2 separate regions of the Homo sapiens genome follow, and region 2 is linked to region 1. Evidence: read pairs that join two places in POLR2A ChIA-PET (ENCODE). Cell type or tissue: HepG2. All regions are shown on one strand. Links, peaks and the distances in the headings refer to the core of each region. The heading gives the core; the rest is flanking DNA.

Region 1 (4,405 bases), core at 72-4,071:
CTTATTGATAAGTAGTATTTCATGTCATAGATATACTCTGATTTGTTTACCCACTCACCAGTTGATGGACATCTGGGTTATTTCCAGTATTTGGCAATTATCAATAATGCTGCTATGAGTATTCATGTAAAATTCTTTGTGTGGAAATATGTTTTCATTTCTCTTGGGTAAATACCTAGAAGTGGGTTTGCTGGGTCTGCCATACTGTTTCCCAGAGTGGCTATACTGTGTTGTACTCCCCAGCAATATATTAGAGTCTGGTTGTTCTTATCCTTGGCAACATATGATATTGTCAGTCTTTTTAACTTTAGCTATTCTAGTAGATGTTTACTGGTCGTTCTTGTTGTAGTTTTAATGTACATTTTCTTGATGAGTAATGACATTGAGCATCTTTCTTAGGCTTATTGTTTATTTGCATATCATCATTTGCATATTGTTCATTTGCATGCCATTGTGCAAATCTTTAGCTTACTTTTTTAAAAAATTGGGTAGTGTATCTTCTTTCTACTGAGTTGTATGTATTTTTAAAAGTATTCTGGATTCAAGCTCTTTGTCAAATATATGGTTTGCAAATATTTTCTCAGAGTTTGTGGCTTGCATTTTTATTTTATTTTTAAATTATGGGGTTTTATTATGCATAGAAGGCTCATTCCTTCTTGACTACTTTCCACATGGCAACTTGAACTTTGTATGCTTGGCGGGGTGGCAGTAGTGGCTGTACCCTGGCTTGCTCATGTCTTGGTCACCCTGAAGCCTTTGTTAAGGATCTCCGCCTTGGAGGTGAGCAGCCCTGGCTGCTGCTTTCCAATGGCTTCATTTCCTTACTTGTGTCTTTAGAGAGCAAAAATGTTAAATTTTGATTAACTTCATTTTACCTATTTTTTTTTCTTTATTGTGCTAATTGTGTCTTGCTTAAGAAATTTTTGCCTAACCCAATGTCACAGAGATTTTATTCTAGAAGTTTAATAGTTTCTTATATTTAGGTCTACCATTTATTTCAAATTAATTTTGAATCCGACATAGAGATTTAAACCCTGCTTTCACAAGAGTCCTCTCTTCTTGGTGATGTACCACATAGCTCATCACATAACCCTGTCACGTTAACCATGTCCGTGTAGAAACTAGTATAAAATAGTGTGTGTGTGTGAGACTCAGGGAAACCTTTTAAAGCTGGTAGCTGTTCAGTTCTCAAGTTCGACAATAAATGGTATTGTTTAAATTAGGCTTGTGATTTTTTCCGCGTGTCAGATGTGCAGAAAGAACGTGTGGGAAATAACTTATGGTAGATATGAACTTCAGGTAATTTTTTAAAGTCATTAAACTCTGGGCAGATATGTTTGAAGCAAAGTTAACTGGATAGAATAAGGAATGACTGTAGTGCCCATTTATGCCTCCAAGTTTTGTTAAGTCTTAAATATTAGACCAAACGATATTGTTTTGCTTAGTTTTTACTTCTCTGCCCATTTCCAGGAAGCACCAACTCTTTATTTGAAAAGGACAAACTATTTTCTTATTTCTGCAAATCTGTTTGAAAAAGGGAAGAACCAATCTTGGGAAAAAAATTCAGCCTGATGTTCTTTTTCCTAGCATGCCTTTTGCCCGTTACCACTTCCACATCCCCTGTTTCTAAGATAGTCTGAAATTTCAAAATGCCTACAAAAAGTTCTCTGTCTTTAGGTTGTTTGGAATTGTTAATTATTGGTGGCAATGGATGAGTGTTCAGCACCTTGGAACTTTTGCAAAAGAAACTTAATAAGGATACGTTTGCTGTAGTTGGAAAAGTATTTGATGAACAGCTGACCTTTCAAATGTTTACATGAGTTGAATCTCTGAACTGCTAATGTTTGGAAGGTCCAAGTTCCAATTCAGACTTAGACACTGAATCCCTTTGTAGAGAAAGCTTTGAAATCTCTTCAGCTGTAGTTTTCTCTCTCTTTTTTTTTTTAAGGCCAACTTCACCTACCAGTTAATTGGTTAATGTTTGTGAATGCTTTGAGTAGGCAAAAAGCACTTTCTCAGGGCAGTGCCCCATTGTTCCCTCTCCCAATTGTGGTTTGCCATTCACCTGAGTAAGTGGATAAGCCATGGGCCAAGTTTGCATTGTAGAAAGGAAATGATTCTACAGATACTTAGCCATGGGATGGAAAAATATGTTTCTTTCACGTAGAGTTTGTGAATAAAGCTTCCACTGTGCTGAGCAAAAAATGCAAAAGGAAGCCTTGTTGTCTGGATTAGGTCACTTATAAATACCTTAAAAATATTTACATAAATGTCTACTGACTAACCAATTCTCTGAGCACATTCCATAAAAATTTCTTCTCAACTGCATTTGGAAATTTGCTTTTTTTTTTTTTTTTGGTCCATTGTGTTCGTGGACTGGTGTTCATGGTGCTCAGTTGACTTAAAGAAGCCAATCCATCTAAAAGAACTAGGAAGGTGGGCTGAGGAAGAAGGTTGGGGCTGGGGAAATTAACAAGAGCCTTCTTTCTAATTGTGGCTTTTTCCCCTGAGGTACTGTTTCAGCATACTTTTTTTTTTTTTCTTAGCGTCAGTTACTTCATTGCTTAAGTGACTCTTTTAGCTAAGTTCATGTGTTTCTCATGGGCTACTCCAATCAGCAGGGCAGTCTCACCCTAACTAGTTTCACCACACTCCCTTTGTGGTACTGGACATTATACAGAGAGCAGCAAGCCAGGGTACTTCCGTATCTTCATTGGAAAATGTCGTTTTTAAATTGCTCTAAATGCATGCATCATTTTGTGCTTGCAGTTGGACTATAATGGGAATTATCAGAGAATCACATGTCTTTGCCATAGACTTAATCTGGTTCCCATGAGGGGAAAAAAGGATTGTGTTGTTATTATTGGAAATAGACAAAAGAAGTCAAGGGATCTCTATTGAGGTCTGATCACACCTTGAAGGTATTTGGAATGGAGACCAGAGAGGTCACACTTAGGTGTTTTATTTGACCTATATAGAGTTGAAAAAAATTTTTAAAAGTTTTCAGCATGGTGTTCAAAAATTAAAACAGAAGTAAAAACAAAAACAACCCAAACCCCAAAGTTTCCAGCATTTAAAATCTAGAGGTTTCACATTAAAAAAATCTGGAATCCCAGCTTCTTTTAAAAAATGGGAAGACCTGGGATCTCTAGATGTGCATTCCTAAGTGGCAAAATTGACTAGATCAGAGCAGCAGCTGCTTGTTTGGAAGGTCTGGGGCTCATATCACCAGCTTGTACCCTGGAGATATAAGCTGGAGGGTTTGCATAATCTGTTACTAAAAGAATGAGTGACTATTATGTTTTCACATATATATTTTCTGTTCAAAGGAAAGAAACTATCTAAAGAAAGTGAAAAGAATGATTTAAGATGACATATTTGAACCTTTATTCAGCTGTTTATAGTCAGAATGTCACAAGGTTATTCATCTATGAACCAGTTAAAATATACTTCCTTTGATTCTTCTGAGAGGAAGGTGTAGTAGATATGTGTTATGTATTATGTACGCCTAAAAAGCAAATTAAATATTTTTCAAAATGGCATATCTAGAGATTTAAGGCCTTTCAAGCAAAAACTTTGTGTGACCGCTCAGCAGCAAAATAATCTCCACGGCAGTCTGGTAAGAACCAGGATTATGTTTTTATCTAGAGAGGGTAAAATGACAGCTGGACATCACCAGTATCTTTTTACTGAAAAGTATGTGTCAATTTGTGAAACACGTTTTATTCCGAGATATCTTTCACTTATAATTCTGCCTTTATCCACTAGATAGCAAATAGTATCTAATGGACATAAATAGCTTCCTAGTCTAGGCTTCTTAGCATTCAGTCTTCCTTCCTATTAGCATCCAGGTTTCCTTTTGGGGTGTTATCTCTCTCCCACTGAGGGCAGTCCTGAGGAACTGGGGCTAATGAATAAAACTGCCTTGGGCTCCTGCTAGAGAAGCCCTTGATTCTCACCTTCTACTGTTGGGTATGAGCCAAGAAATGGGCATGTGACCTAAGCTTGGAAAGTTGGATTTTCCTGGTTAATTGAATCTTGAGTGGAATGGTGCAAAGCCGGAAGCAACAGTTGGAGCTCATGCATTCCAGAGATATTGCCCTGTAAGTAATCCCTGGCCTTGCTCCTATCCTGTTTGCAAGTCTGGTTTTCTATATTCCCTGTCAATTTCATGAGATTCACCAATATTCTGTGAGCTTTTTTTTCTTTTGGTATAATGGTTCTCTGTTGCATATAATCAGAGAGCTCTAACTTATATGTTCAGGCTCTGACCCTGTGCCCTGCTATCACCCTTGTCCCTTCCCCATCATCTCTTGCCTGGAATACCGTAATAGCCTCCTCACTGATCAAAGCATATGTATATATATAATATACATATATAATATATACATATAAATAATATATA
Region 2 (4,405 bases), core at 313-4,312, 130 kb after region 1:
GTGTGGCATGATAAAAACTGGGACTACTCTATAAATACGTTCAAAATTTATTCCTTAATTTGTAACATAAATCTTGGCTGCATTCCTTATATTTCTGTGTTAGGCAGAACACATATAAGGATAAATAAGGTATGGTTTCCACCCTTCTCAAAGTACTTCCCATTATAATAGTATGATGATTTATCAGCAGCAACTGTTTTTTTTTTTTTTTCTTTACAGGTCAAACATTGGGATTATTTTTTAAAAATAGAAGTACTCAGCATAACTAAATGCCTTTTTTCTCTCTGGCAATGGAAGTTTTATTTATTTAAGCAAATCAATAGAGAATTTTTTTTTTTTTTTACCAAGCTGTTACAAGAGACTGAAGAACGTTTTGCTCACTAATCCTAGGGTAATGGAAGAAGAATTTTCTTCCTCTGTGGTTCCTAGACTTTGTGGAGTCAGAAAAGTTAAGCTTGACTGAATTTACATTTTTAAAATTTTTTTTGGTTAAATACACATGATTTTTCCTTTTATTAGTAATGGCACCAATATGCAGTCACATATTTACTTTAAGTACTGCTATATCTCTATCCACATATAGTAAGAGAAAAAATATAGATGCAGTTTCTGGAGAAGAGGCTTTTTATTTCTGAACTTTCTAAATGCTGGTCAGTGAATGCCACCAATAAAAAATATTTTGCTCGCCAGAAATAGAGATATGCATCCCTCAGAGTCAGGCATGTGGGTTTTATCAAATGTAGTGGATTTTGTCTGTGGACATCTGCGGATTTTTTCTGCCCAGATTCATTTAACCCTACTTTGGGTAAAACTACCCCGACCTCTCCCTATTCCATCTTATCTTAATGGCAGTATCACATGAGGTACCCCTTCCCAAATGCATGAGCACTTGACTCAAGCCATACCTATGAGAGTGTTCTTTTCCTGAGAATTACCTACCTCATAAAACTATTGTATGGATTAAGTGTGTTAATAACATGCAAAGTATTTAGAAGCATTACTGCATAGGGTAAGCAGTACATGAGTGCACTCTTATTATTCTTAAGCAGAGTGACGTTAAGGTTAGAAAGTGGCTAGAGTTGGAATATTCTGACCACACTGCCCTAAGGCACTCCCTTAGTTCCTCTACCTTGATCCCCAGGGCAGTGTAGTTTCTGTTCTTCCCAAAGTCTGATCATAAAGCATTTTTTCCAGTTCTATGAGCTTCCTTGTATCTTTCCAATAAATTCACTCAATAAATAAAATGACTTTCTATTTATTGAGATCCAATAATTTTGATAAATAAAGAGAAGATTTCAGGAAAGCTCCAAACATTGCAATTAAGTAATATTCCACAAGACTTTAAATTATTTGTATTTTGCTTTGAATTATGATTTCTTATTCCTTCTAAATATAGTGTTGTATTGTTCTGGGAAATATGGTAAGCAAAATAATAAAACCATAGTAGAATTATCCGACACAGAAAAAGTTGGAAAATGAAAAATTATGGAAATAAATAGCTGTTTCACAGTAGCATTAATTCTTTAAGAAAACTCATCATCACCACCAAAATTATAGATACCGGACATTATTTGGAGATTCACAGATATTATTTCTGATCTTTATAGCAAGTCTGTAAATAATATTTACCCCATTTTATACACGGGAAAGCTGAATGGTTGAGGCTTGTTCATTAGTTATCAGCTAACTAGAATTCCAGCCCAGTTCTGCTCACTACAAAGCCTGCACTTTTTCTACTATAACACATTTTCATTTTCTTAAATTGTAAAATTCTTTTTGTTTCTAAACTTGGGATGTTAATTTTTAAGTGGTGTGAAAATTTTTAAGTGGCGTCTATTCATTATTTCATTAAATATTTATTGAGTGACTTTGTGGGTAATTAAGATATTCATGAGTGTGGGTAAATATAGCCTTAGGGGATATGTTTTAGAGTGAGGTGGCAAAATGGCATGCGGAGCAAAGAACTTTTGTAGATTATTTAGATTAAATCTAAAATATGTCTATCAAAAGCAATTATAACTATTCCTCTTTTTAGTAGAGGTAATCCACTCACAATTTATTTAAACAGACTACAAAAAATCTTCCTTCCTTTTTGTTCCCTTAACCCCAGTCCATCCTACTCAAATCACATACATTCATACTATGACATATTTAGAAAACTTTCTAAATTCTAGAGAATTTTAGTTCATTAAATTTTAGGTTTATGCTATGCAGCAAAAGTGTAAAAGTTTTTTCTTTGCTGAAGAAAAACTGGATAGAGTCCCGAATATATCAATACTGGCAGTAAGGTTTTAGACACACTTGTGCAGAGCCAGAGATAAATAACCACAATACTAGCCTCCAAGGAGCTAGAAAGTAATGGTTGTGTGGAAACTTTTAGAGCATCTATAGTCAAAGCTGGCAACCACTTTATCTTTAACTGTTCTAACACTCATAACAGGGATCTCATAGGAGTGTACAGAAAACTGTAAATTTTTATCTTTTTCCTTCCCTTAGTTTCACACTATATACTCTCCCTGTTAAGCAATAGAAGGGAAGAGGTTAACAATTTGCCCCACTGACAACAGAGTTTACTTAGTTTACACAGAAGAAATTTTCTGTGTGTTCAGGGCTATCAGTGTTTGCTCTCTGTGTAATGGAAAAAAAAAAAAAAAACAAATAGTGAGTAGACACTGGCAGGCTGAAATACCAAAGAAGCATAACTAGGCTTTGGTTCTACACATGCAGGAAGGTTCTGCATATTCAAATCCATTACTGATGATTAGTTTTAGTTTAAAGACTTGGTCTATGTGAGATTGTATTTGGAAAATCCATGCAGCTGGGGGGACTTACGGCAAATGTTATTGTTTCTTGTTCTGTCTTAATGTCTTTGAACTTCTTAGGGTGCTAGCTATGAGGCTGACTGGTCTTATATGGGAGAATGAACTCTGTGTGTTCACAGCGCAGGACCCGGCTGAATCTAAGTGTATCCCAGAAGCAGCACCAACTACCATTTGGATTGAGGAGGCAGGTGATTGTAAATCCTGAAGGTAGAGGTAGTTGAACTGAGAAGCCCAGGCACTCAGAGAACCTCTCAAAACCATAGCATCCCTGGTCAGAGGTTCCAAACTTGGCAGAGATTTAAAAAACACAGACTCCAGCATCCCAACCAAACCTTCCAAACTAGCATATCCAAGGGTGGATCCTGGAAACCTGTCTGTCTTCCTTTTTTTTTTTTTGAGACGGAGTCTTGCTCTGTCGCCCAGGCTGGAGTGCAGTGGCACGATCTCGGCTCACTGCAAGCTCCGCCTCCGGGGTTCAGGCCATTCTCCTGCCTCAGCCTCCCGAGTAGCTGGGACTACAGGCACCCGCCACCATGCCCGGCTAATTTCTTTTTGTATTTTCAGTAGAGACGGGGTTTCACTGTGTTACCCAGGATGGTCTCGATTTCCTGACCTTGTGATCTGCCCGCCTCAGCTCCCAGAGTGCTGGGATTACAGGCGTGAGCCAAAGCGGAAACCTGTTTTCTTAACAAGCAGCTCTGAGGATCAGCTAGAATTGTGAACGAGCATTCTAAGTCCTTTATGAAGAAGAAATAGCCCACCTTTCTCACTCCACTGGCACAGTTGCTAGCTTGCAGGGTACAAGAACTGGTACCAATGTGTTCTTGAAGAGTAAGAGAGTAATTGGAAGCAAGTTTCTCAGTACATCTACCTTTTTAAGTCTCCTTTCCTCCCCTCAAATTGCCAGCTTCACTCCCCAGTAATTTGAATTTGACATATTTCACCCACTTTCACATTTCCTGGCTTGGCTTCGATCTGGCCAACTATTAGGTAGCTAGATAAGTGACCATGTACCTTAAAGGTAAATATTGAAGTATAATAATTTTAGTAATTAATAGAGGTTCTAGAAAACGGGAATTAACCTATGGAAGGATCAAAACTTTTTAAATGAGTGTTAAAACTCCACTTCTTTTCATAGCAAGCATTAAACATTTGTATTTTTCTTCATGGTTTGGAAGTCTGATTACAAATATGGTTTATTTTACTGTATTCTACAATATATCAAGAAAGTCATTAAGTATATAGATCATTTATTTCTATGAATTTTATTTGGGGTTTGACTGGTTTTGGTTTGCCTGTGTGGTGCCATAAGCTCTGTCTCTTTCTTAAGGGCCAGCTGTCCCGTAGCACTGTCACTATGTCTGACTGGGCAACACACATTCCTTTATTTTTCTGTTTCTAATCTTTGCAGGCGGTGGTACTAAATAGCCAAACCACATAGAATGAGGTCTTAATTGGAGTGAGTTGGATTCTGGGCAGAAGTCTGGCAGTCTCCTGGGAGTGAGGGTTCCAACTTTGGGTTATGCATGTCATGATGTGTATTCTGGCTGCCTAGAAGGCTTTGTTTACTTGCTTGCCTTGCT

Evidence for each region. Peaks named below come from ENCODE experiments on the same cell type or tissue, not always from the same donor. Only the 100,000 strongest peaks of a DNase experiment are listed, where the experiment ranks them.
Region 2: POLR2A ChIA-PET joins it to region 1 with 8 read pairs; 5 of 35 experiments call an interaction of 5 or more read pairs at or near these places.

The regions. Positions count from the first base shown.
Region 1 is chr5:96,116,290-96,120,694 of GRCh38, forward strand. The region is part of intron 1 of LOC101929710 (a long non-coding RNA gene); the gene reads left to right. It also overlaps a transcript of CAST not described here. Among named protein-coding and RNA genes, the nearest start is that of MIR583, 39 kb to the left of the region's middle. In HepG2, for the core only: no CTCF peak of the experiment used is centred there; a DNase peak (open chromatin) is centred at 1,912; H3K4me3 peaks cover 345 bases.
Region 2 is chr5:96,242,983-96,247,387 of GRCh38, forward strand. All of the region lies in intron 1 of LOC101929710 (a long non-coding RNA gene), which reads left to right. It also overlaps a transcript of CAST not described here. Among named protein-coding and RNA genes, the nearest start is that of MIR583, 170 kb to the left of the region's middle. In HepG2, for the core only: no CTCF peak of the experiment used is centred there; a DNase peak (open chromatin) is centred at 2,599; H3K4me3 peaks cover 685 bases.